Regions from separate parts of the Homo sapiens genome. Here region 2 is linked to region 1. The links are chromatin loops, found by intact Hi-C in ENCODE. Cell type or tissue: OCI-LY7. All regions are shown on one strand. Region 1 overlaps MYO15B (myosin XVB). Region 2 overlaps ITGB4 (integrin subunit beta 4).

Evidence for each region. Peaks named below come from ENCODE experiments on the same cell type or tissue, not always from the same donor. Only the 100,000 strongest peaks of a DNase experiment are listed, where the experiment ranks them.
Region 2: a loop joins it to region 1, with 9 times the contacts of the local background. A loop is called at or near these places in 89 of 110 quality-filtered maps.

Annotation. Positions count from the first base shown.
Region 1 is chr17:75,617,911-75,622,910 of GRCh38, forward strand. MYO15B (myosin XVB) reads left to right here. Exons shown (of 64, transcript NM_001395058.1): 42 at 1-12; 43 at 216-275; 44 at 1,233-1,308; 45 at 1,448-1,566; 46 at 1,771-1,889; 47 at 1,969-2,110; 48 at 2,336-2,447; 49 at 2,557-2,726; 50 at 3,121-3,266; 51 at 3,435-3,498; 52 at 3,591-3,660; 53 at 4,094-4,170. Among named protein-coding and RNA genes, the nearest start is that of SMIM5, 13 kb to the right of the region's middle. In OCI-LY7, a CTCF peak has its summit at 2,224 (motif pointing right); a DNase peak (open chromatin) is centred at 2,281.
Region 2 is chr17:75,747,875-75,752,874 of GRCh38, forward strand. ITGB4 (integrin subunit beta 4) reads left to right here. Exons shown (of 40, transcript NM_000213.5): 27 at 967-1,171; 28 at 2,237-2,394; 29 at 2,806-2,986; 30 at 3,100-3,237; 31 at 4,300-4,482; 32 at 4,572-4,703. It also overlaps a transcript of GALK1 not described here. Among named protein-coding and RNA genes, the nearest start is that of GALK1, 15 kb to the right of the region's middle. In OCI-LY7, CTCF peaks have their summits at 118 (motif pointing left), 325, 2,205 (motif pointing left) and 2,413 (motif pointing left); DNase peaks (open chromatin) are centred at 107 and 2,167.

The DNA of each region.
Region 1 (5,000 bases):
CTACGCAAGGAGGTGGGCATGAGGGTGGGGCCTTGGCCTGGCCTCTTTGGGCTGGCAGGGAGGCGGCAGGCTTTGTGCATCCCAGCCTGGGACCCCAGCATCCCCTCCCCACAGCCCACCATCTCAAGGCTGATTTTCCAGGCCTGGGAGGGCAGAGGCTTGCTGGGAAGAGGCACCAGACCCACCGATCTTTGCCCTTCTGTGCCCTCCTCCAGGTGTTCTACCCACGGGAGAACTTCAGCCATCCCTACTACCTGAGGCTCCTCTGTGAGCAGGTGAGAGCTGGCCCACCTGCCAGCCTGAGACATCTGCAGAGACAGCATCCTTCGTGCCCTTTGTCTAATGGCTGGGCCAGGTTAACACCACGTAGGGCATGTTGGCAGCCAGCACTGGGGGGCACTTCTGTGTGCCCAGACCTGCCTTCATTGAACCTTCACAACATTCCTGAGAAGTAGGGACCATGGCCAGGTGCGGTGGCTCATGCCTGTAATCCCAGCACTTTGGGAGGCCAAGGCAGGTGGATCATGAGGTCAGGAGTTCGAGACCAGTCTGGCCAACATGGTGAAACTCCATGTCTATTAAAAATACAAAAATCAGGCGTGGTGGCACGCACCTGTAACCCCAGCTACTTGGGAGGCTGAGGCAGGAGAATTGCTTGAACCCGGGAGGCAGAGGTTGTAGTGAGCCGAGATTGTGCCACTGCACTCCCGCCTGGGTGACAGAGCGAGACTGTGTCTCAACAACAACAAGAAGTAGGGACCATTATTCATCTAGTTTTATAGATAAAGTTTAAAAGCAAAGTGCGTACAGTGCACAACACAGGCTCTAGCACACAGTAGGTACTTAATAAATGGTTGTCACTTTGCCACCTCTGAACGCTCCCAGGAGTGAGCCTCTGTTCCCCCTAATTCTGCAGTAGCACCTGCCCCCTGCCCCGAACAATCTTGTATCTGGGCTGATCCAAGGGCAGTTACCACGGGGTCTCTGGGCAGTGAGTGAAAAGGGAGGGCTGGCAGTTGCAGGGGAGGGGACAGGTGAGACGTGTGAATGGAGGTGGCCCAAGCCCTCCATCCCTCCCTGCCCCACCTAGGCCCTCTGCTGAGCACACAGGCCATGGGGGCCAGGGCGCCCTCCATCGGCCTCCTCAGGTTTTCCTTCATGCATGTGGATGGCTGCTCTGGGGGTGGGCTCTGTCTCAGGACCTGGTGGTGACCACCTCGCTCTGCCCCCAGATCCTACGGGACACCTTCTCCGAGTCCTGTATCCGGATTTCCCAGAATGAGCGGCGGAAAATGAAAGACCTGCTGGGTATGGGTCCAGGGACCATGGAGTTGGGAGCTTGAGTGCTGGGGGCCGCGCCTGCCCTGAAGGAGGGAGCAGCATGGGAGCAAACTCTAGAGCCCCCTCTGTGTGAGCAGAGGGCAGCCTGGGTCCTTCCTGCCCACAGGAGGCTTGGAGGTGGACCTGGATTCTCTCACCACCACCGAAGACAGCGTCAAGAAGCGCATCGTGGTGGCCGCTCGGGACAACTGGGCCAATTACTTCTCCCGCTTCTTTCCTGTCTCGGTCAGTGGCGCTGGGGTAGGGAGTAGGGATGCCAGGCCCCCAGCCTGGATCCTGGGGTGCATGGGCACAGACCACAAGCAGGAGAGCCGGGGAGCAGACGCCAGGGGAAGGACAAAGCCCAGCCACTGGCCCTGGGCAGCTCCAGGGCATCTTGGGCAGTAGCAGGACCCAGGAGACTGCCCGAGACCCACCACCTTCCTGTAGGGCGAGAGTGGCAGCGACGTGCAGCTGTTAGCCGTGTCCCACCGTGGGCTGCGACTGCTCAAGGTGACCCAAGGCCCCGGCCTCCGCCCCGACCAGCTGAAGATTCTCTGCTCATACAGGTGCGCTAGCCCACGACCCTGGGCTAGAGGTGGGGGCAGGTGGCAAGGTGACCTCAGTTCATGCCCGATCCCTGCGCAGCTTTGCGGAGGTGCTGGGTGTGGAGTGCCGGGGCGGCTCCACCCTGGAGCTGTCACTGAAGAGCGAGCAGCTGGTGCTGCACACAGCCCGGGCAAGGGCCATCGAGGCGCTGGTTGAGCTATTCCTGAATGAGCTTAAGAAGGTAAGTGTGGGGCACGGGTTGAGAGGCCGGGCAGACAGCCCTCACCGATGCTGCATCTCCCTGTCCGTCTTCCCTGTGGGGGCAGGGGCTGGGAGTTTGGGCCAAATCCCTGGAAGTCTGGGGTGCTAGGTGGAGGGGCAGGCCAGCAGGGGGAGCAGGTGGGCAGGCAGGACAGGGAGGCACAGGCAGACTTGCTGCTCCAGGCCCTCGCCTGCTTGCCCACAGGACTCCGGCTATGTCATCGCCCTGCGCAGCTACATCACTGACAACTGCAGCCTCCTCAGCTTCCACCGTGGGGACCTCATCAAGCTGCTGCCGGTGGCCACCCTGGAGCCAGGTATCGCCAGAGGCCGGCAGGGGCTCACACAGGGAGGGCATCCACTTGGCAGAGGCTGCCCGGGGGCAGAGGGTCCAGTGGGTGAGCCACATCCCTGGGTGCCTTCCAGGCTGGCAGTTTGGCTCTGCCGGGGGCCGTTCCGGACTCTTTCCTGCCGACATAGTGCAGCCGGCTGCCGCTCCCGACTTTTCCTTCTCCAAGGAGCAGAGGAGTGGCTGGCACAAGGGTCAGCTGTCCAACGGGGAACCAGGGCTGGCTCGGTGGGACAGGGCCTCAGAGGTGAGGAAGATGGGAGAGGGACAAGCAGAGGCAAGGCCTGCCTGAGACTGAGGAAGGAAAGGGGTTTGACCACTCCCGAGGCTGCCATGCGGTGGGACCACCCTGCTGTCCGTCTCCTGTGGCTGCCCCTCTGCCCGCTCCTGATGGCTCGCCTTGTCTCTCCAGCAAGACTGTGCACTCCTTGCAGGCAGGGGCTGGGCTGGATGCTGCTCTTGTGTCCCACGTGGTACTTAGTTCAAGGCTGCCCCAGCAGATGCTTAATAAACAGCTCTTCACTTTCCTGGCTTCTGGTCTTGCTCCTTTGGTGTCTGGCTGGGGAGGGATGGGGCTGGGGCAGGACCCCTGGGACAGGGCACTGGACACTCAGGTGGCACCAGGTTTCTTGTGATCCCAGCGCCCTGCCCACCCTTGGAGCCAGGCACACAGTGACGACTCGGAGGCCACCAGCCTGTCCTCTGTGGCCTATGCCTTTCTGCCCGACTCCCACAGCTACACCATGCAGGAATTCGCCCGGCGTTACTTCCGGAGGTCCCAGGCCTTGTGAGTGCACTGGGCCAACCCCTGTGCCTGTCTGTCCTCAGTCTTCCTGAGAGAGAGCACCCTGCTCAGAGCCACTGGGCTGTGCTCTTAGCACTCTCCCTGCCTGGCTGGCTGGGATGAAGGCAGGAGGGCCAAACAAGCTGGGCTGTCTCCCTCTGCCCCCCACAGGCTGGGCCAGACTGATGGAGGTGCCGCAGGAAAGGACACGGACAGCCTGGTGCAGTACACCAAGGTGGGAGAGAGGCAGGGAGGGGTCTGGCCCGTAGATCTGCCCTCTGACCCCCACGGCCCCCCAGACCCATGGCCTCCTCTCTTTGGCCACAGGCTCCCATCCAGGAGTCGCTCCTCAGCCTCAGTGATGATGTGAGCAAGCTGGCTGTAGCCAGCTTCCTGGGTGAGTGGCCACAGGCATCCTGGGTCCCCATGTCTGCAGTGCCATGAACCTGGGTGTCTGGTCCCCTTATCTCCTTGAGCTCTGCCTGGCTCTGTCCCAGTCTGCCAACTCCGGGAAGCTCACTGGTGGTTCCTGGACCCCAGGGCCCTCACCCGCTTCTACTCCCACTCAAGGGTTGTGGGTTGTGTGGAGTCTGGGGTTGGAAGGCAGTCCATGGGTCCAGAGGATGCTATGTGCTGTGTGGGGCCTTGGATACCCAGGAGCCTCAGTTTCCCCATGAGTCGAGCTGCAACCAGCTGCCCTGGCTGGCATCTATGCATTTTGAGAGTGAGGCATCAGATGGCAGGTGAAGGCCCTGCACAGCAACAGCATGAGCCGGGGCCAGCCCCAGCACAGCCCCAGCTATGTGCCCTGTTTCTTATCGTGCCTGCAGCCCTGATGCGGTTTATGGGTGACCAGTCCAAGCCCCGGGGCAAGGATGAGATGGATCTGCTCTATGAACTGCTGAAGGTAAGCCTGGGCTGTGCGACCCCCAGCGCCTGTGCCTGTCCTCCTGTCTGGGCCTGAAGGAGATCCCCTTCTCTTGGTCACTGTCCTTCAAATCATTCCAAAGTATTTACTGAGCACCCATTGCGTGCAGGGGGGTGTGGCTGTGAAGCCAACAGGCTAAGTCTCTGCAGTGCTTACAATGAGATAACTTATGTGTCTGGGAGTGAGAGGTCACTGGAGAGTAAGAATGCAGGGAAGGGGCTGCTGCAGTGGAGAAGGCTTTGTGGCAGAAGCCTTCCTACAGGGAGGGAAGGAGTGAGCACGGGGTGACAGAGAAGGGCAGGCAACAGTTCAGATGTGGGGGGAAGCCTCGGCACCATCACGCACCGGGACCAGCGTGGCTGAGCCTAGTGAGCTGCAGGGAGAACGGAGGATGAGGATGGGGAGCGGATGGTGGGTCCAGGCCACCACAGGCCTTGTAGCCATCATTGGCCTCTGATTTTTGGAGAGATGGGAAACCACCAGAGGATTCTGGAGAGAGACTCGGCTTACATTTCACAGGGTCACTCGGCTGTTGTTTGAGATTCTGGGTGTCTAAGTTTAAAAGCAAAAGGAAGTTATTGCAGTGGTCCCAGGTGAGGGATGGTGCTGGCAGCAAGGGAGAAGCAGAAGATTGAGCCAGCAGAGTGTGCTGACCAATTGCATGTGGGCTACGGGAAGGAGGACAACTACTGTCTTCAAGGAGCAGGTCTTGGCTGGTGGAGGAAATCTGTTTTGGACACGTGAGGTCTGAAATCCCAGACTTCCCAGTGGAGGAGTCTGGGGTTCAAGGGAGAAGGCTGGAGGCAGGC
Region 2 (5,000 bases), 130 kb after region 1:
TTTTTTGTTTGTTTGTTTTACAACTATGGGTCTCACTTTCTGAGTTGGGTGGCATGAGGTTGCCTCCCCAGCCATCGCCCTGGCTGCTGCGCCTGGAATTGAAATCTTGCCCTGAAGTGCCACCTAGTGGTCTTCTATGTGAAGGATTTTCTTTTTCCTCCCAGTTCTTATCCTGGAAAGCTCAGGCATGCTCCACGGCACTGAAAGGAAGATGGGTGGCTCACGCCTGTAATCCCAGCACTTTGGGAGGCCAAGGTGGGCGGATCGCTTGAGGCCGGGAGTTCAAGACCAGCCTAGGCAACATAGGGTAACCGTGCCTCTACAAAAAAAAAAAAAAAAAAAATAGCCAGGTGTGGTGCACGCCTGTAGTCCCAGCTACTCAGGCGGCTGAGGGGAAGGATGGCCTGAGCCCAGGAGGTCAAGGCTTCAGTGAGCTGTGATTGTGCCCCTACACTCCAGCCTGGGTGACAGAGTGAGACCCTGTCTCAAAAACAAACAAACAAACAGAAACGTGGCTGGGCATGGTGGCTCATGTCTGTAATCCCAGCACTTTGGGAGGCCAAGGTGGGAGGATCACTTGAAGTCAGGAGTTCGAGACCAGCCTGGCCAACATAGTGAAACCCCATCTCTACTAAAAATACAAAAATTAGCTAGGCGTGGTGGCAGGTGCCTGTAATCCCAGCTACTCAGGAAGATGAGGTGTGAGAATCATTTGAACCTGGAAGGTGGAGGTTGCAGTAAGCCGAGATCATGCCACTGCACTCCAGCCTAGGTGACAGAGTGAGATTACGCCTCAAAAAAAAAAACAAACAAAAAAAACACAAAAACCTGAACCTCGTGTAAGTACTCCACCCAGCAAGCAGGGATGGTCTCTGCAGTGTCCATGAGGTTGGGAGGGAGCGTGTGGCCATGACTCTTGCCTCAGCCCCCAGCCATGACCCTGACCCTGACCCCCTCCACTCCCAGGACTACATCCCCGTGGAGGGTGAGCTGCTGTTCCAGCCTGGGGAGGCCTGGAAAGAGCTGCAGGTGAAGCTCCTGGAGCTGCAAGAAGTTGACTCCCTCCTGCGGGGCCGCCAGGTCCGCCGTTTCCACGTCCAGCTCAGCAACCCTAAGTTTGGGGCCCACCTGGGCCAGCCCCACTCCACCACCATCATCATCAGGGACCCAGGTAGGCAGAGCCTGGGGGTCGGCTTAAGCAGGAGGAGAGGGAAGACTGGGGGGTCTCTCAACTAGGTCTGTCAGACTTAGCAAATCCAAACACAGGACGCCCAGGTAAATCTGAATTTCAGGTAAACAACATACACGTTGGTAGGATAAGTATGTCCCATGCAATATTTGGAACATACTTATCCTTTTTTTTGCAAAATGGGCTGGGTATACTGGCTCACACCTGTAATCCCAGCATTTTGGGAGGCCAAGGTGGGAGGATCACTTGAGCCCAGGAGTTCTAGACCAGCCTGGGCAACATAGTGAGACCTCGTCTCTACAAAAAATAAACAAATTAGCTTGGCATAGTGGTGTGCACCTGCAGTCCCAGCTATTCCGGAGACTGAGGTGGGAGGATCACTTGAGCCCAGGGGGTCTGGGCCGCAGCAAGCTGTGATCGCACCACTGCACAGCACCTGGGCCATGGAATGAGATCCTGTCCCCCAAGAAAAAATAATCTTGTTGTTTATCTGAAATTCAAATGTAACTAGGCATCCTGCATTTTATCTGGCAACCCTACAGCTAGAGAGGCTGTTGTCACCACACAATAGGAATTCTCCCATCAGACCCTGGCCCTTTGGCTTCAGCCTCAATTCCAACTAACATGCAGATGCTTGTGGAAGGAAGGAGTGGGCCAGTTAGTTCCTATCAGCCCTCAGCCTCCCAACTGGGAGAAAGCCTGCCAGGAAGATGGGAGAGGAGGGAGATACTCAGGGTACAGTGTGGAGATGGGGTGGGGAGCAAATGTTCTCATGTGGAATGTTCCCTGAGCTGCCAAGGGAGAAAGGGGCAGACCAACTCCCTCCCGCTTCTGTTCCTCCAGAGACCCTCCTGGGTCCTCCGCCAAGCTTGGCAGGATGCTCTATGTGGCAGCAATGGGGCACCACCAGGTCTCCAGAGACGCGGGTGGGCAGGTCTGAGTTGAATGCGCTGGGTAGAGCGCCCTGGGTGTTGAAGTGGGTCTCTGGCGCCCCCTGGTGGTGAAGGGGGATCTGAGTGGTTGCCCGGCCCCAACCTGACCCGTTAGATGAACTGGACCGGAGCTTCACGAGTCAGATGTTGTCATCACAGCCACCCCCTCACGGCGACCTGGGCGCCCCGCAGAACCCCAATGCTAAGGCCGCTGGGTCCAGGAAGATCCATTTCAACTGGCTGCCCCCTTCTGGCAAGCCAATGGGGTACAGGGTAAGGCGGGGGGCTGAGGGTCACGACAGGTGGATGGGCGGTCTGGCACCAGCACTCACAGAAGAGGTGGGCCGTCCAAGGCCAGGGCCCCCTGAGAGAGAGCAGACAGTGGAACCTAGCACAGGTGGTCAGAGGGAAACCCGGTCTGTGCTGGGAAAGAGGGAAGACCCATTCCTGAGTTTATCAGACATTTGCCCTCCTTCCTAGAATGGGGCCCCCTCCCACCCCCGCATGGGAGATACCCCCACCTGCTCTGCCCTAGTCCTGACGTGTGCACATGGCAGATCTCTCAGCCCCTCCCTCGGGCCTCATCTGTGCAAAGAGGACAGTAAGGGCAGAGGTCAGAGGAGGGACAGGCAGCTTGGGTGCCTGCTGCTCCCTGCTGACCAGGACCCCTGTCCCTGGGGGTAGGTAAAGTACTGGATTCAGGGTGACTCCGAATCCGAAGCCCACCTGCTCGACAGCAAGGTGCCCTCAGTGGAGCTCACCAACCTGTACCCGTATTGCGACTATGAGATGAAGGTGTGCGCCTACGGGGCTCAGGGCGAGGGACCCTACAGCTCCCTGGTGTCCTGCCGCACCCACCAGGAAGGTGAGGCCTCGCCATGTCTGTCCATTTGTCCCCTGGCTGCCCTGATGCCAGCATGCCCAGACCTCCCTCCCTCTGCCACTGACAGCACTCTTCCTGTATTCCCCGCTCCCTAGTGCCCAGCGAGCCAGGGCGTCTGGCCTTCAATGTCGTCTCCTCCACGGTGACCCAGCTGAGCTGGGCTGAGCCGGCTGAGACCAACGGTGAGATCACAGCCTACGAGGTCTGCTATGGCCTGGTCAACGATGACAACCGTAAGAACCAGATCCTTCTTTCCTGCCCACAGGGAGAACAGCCATGGAAGGGGAGGGGACAAAGCTGGAGGGAGCTCTTGGTCACTCCCTGGACCTGCTGTGCAGGGCACTCGAGGCCTTCATCCTGGTCAGCGGATAAGCCTGAGGCATCTTTAGGGTTTTGGCCAGATTTGGGCTGGGTTGCATTCTAAGACCAAACCCAGAAGGTTGCAGGGTGGGTGGTTACCTATGTGGAGTGAGGTCACAGGCCCAGGGGTACCCCTCCCCATGCAGGTAACCAGGGAGCTCACACGTGCATGGTTTTCTTAGGGTGAGAGGAAAGTTACCGGATTTAGCAAACAGAAATACAGGAGGTTCTGAATTTCAGATAGCACTTTAAAAGATTATTTTGTACATTGAGAGGCCGAGGCAGGTGGACTGCTTGAGGTCAGGAGTTCAAGACCAGCCTGGCTAACATGGTGAAACCGTTTCTACTAAAAATTAGACAGGCATGGTGGCTCATGCCTGTAGTCCCAGCTAGTCAGGAGGCTGAGGCAGGAGAATCACTTGAACCCAGAAGGCGCAGGTTGCAGTGAACCGAGATCGTGTTACCGCACTCCAGACAGGGTGACAGAGCCAGACTCCGTCTAAAAATAAATAAATAAAAAGGATTATTTTATACATTATTTTATCTAGCAGCCCGAGATCAGAGGTGCCTAGCAGAACAGTTATTTCTCCAGTCCTGGAAGGGAGGCAGGGTGGGCAACCCCTATGCGTGCCCTTGCCTTGTGTGGAGGCACCGTGGATATATGGGTAGAGGTGACATCGAGGCCAACTTGAGTCCAGCCCTGGCTCTGCCACTTACTCAGCAGAGTCCCTTGGAGGACTGGTGACATATGTCCACGCCAGTCATGCTGACGCTCAGGGCTCCGCAGGCGGCAATTCAGCAGTGGCTGGCTTTGCCTTGCTTCCCCAGCCCCTGGGTGCCATCCAGGGGATGCACGGCCGTCCTGCTGTGTCAGGGGTGGTGTTGGGACCAGGCTGGGACCTGGGTGACCCTCTGAAGCACTCTCTCTGCCCCAGGACCTATTGGGCCCATGAAGAAAGTGCTGGTTGACAACCCTAAGAACCGGATGCTGCTTATTGAGAACCTTCGGGAGTCCCAGCCCTACCGCTACACGGTGAAGGCGCGCAACGGGGCCGGCTGGGGGCCTGAGCGGGAGGCCATCATCAACCTGGCCACCCAGCCCAAGAGGCCCATGTCCAGTGAGTGGTGGGCAGGGAGGTGAGGGGCAGACCGGGCAGGGGGGCAGGGGGCAGCAGCCAGGGCCCTGGCTCACTCCCCTGCCCTGCAGTCCCCATCATCCCTGACATCCCTATCGTGGACGCCCAGAGCGGGGAGGACTACGACAGCTTCCTTATGTACAGCGATGACGTTCTACGCTCTCCATCGGGCAGCCAGAGGCCCAGCGTCTCCGATGACACTGGTGAGTGGAGACCTGGGACCCACAAGAGGACAGTGGGGGTCTTGGGTACAGAGTGAGTCCACTGGGTCCAGAGAGGGCAAAGGGGCCAGCAACTAGAGGACATGGAGGTTAAGGCAGCCTTGGACAAATGCAATGGAGTGCACATCTGTGCATGGGGCACAGGAACCAGTGCCTGGGGGACAGACACACACAGCCTTGTGCAAGCGCACATGAGTTCATGCCCACGGGACCACGAAGAAACACAGCTTCACAAGTTGAAGGTTCACCAGCTGTGCCATGCACACAGGACACTCAGGC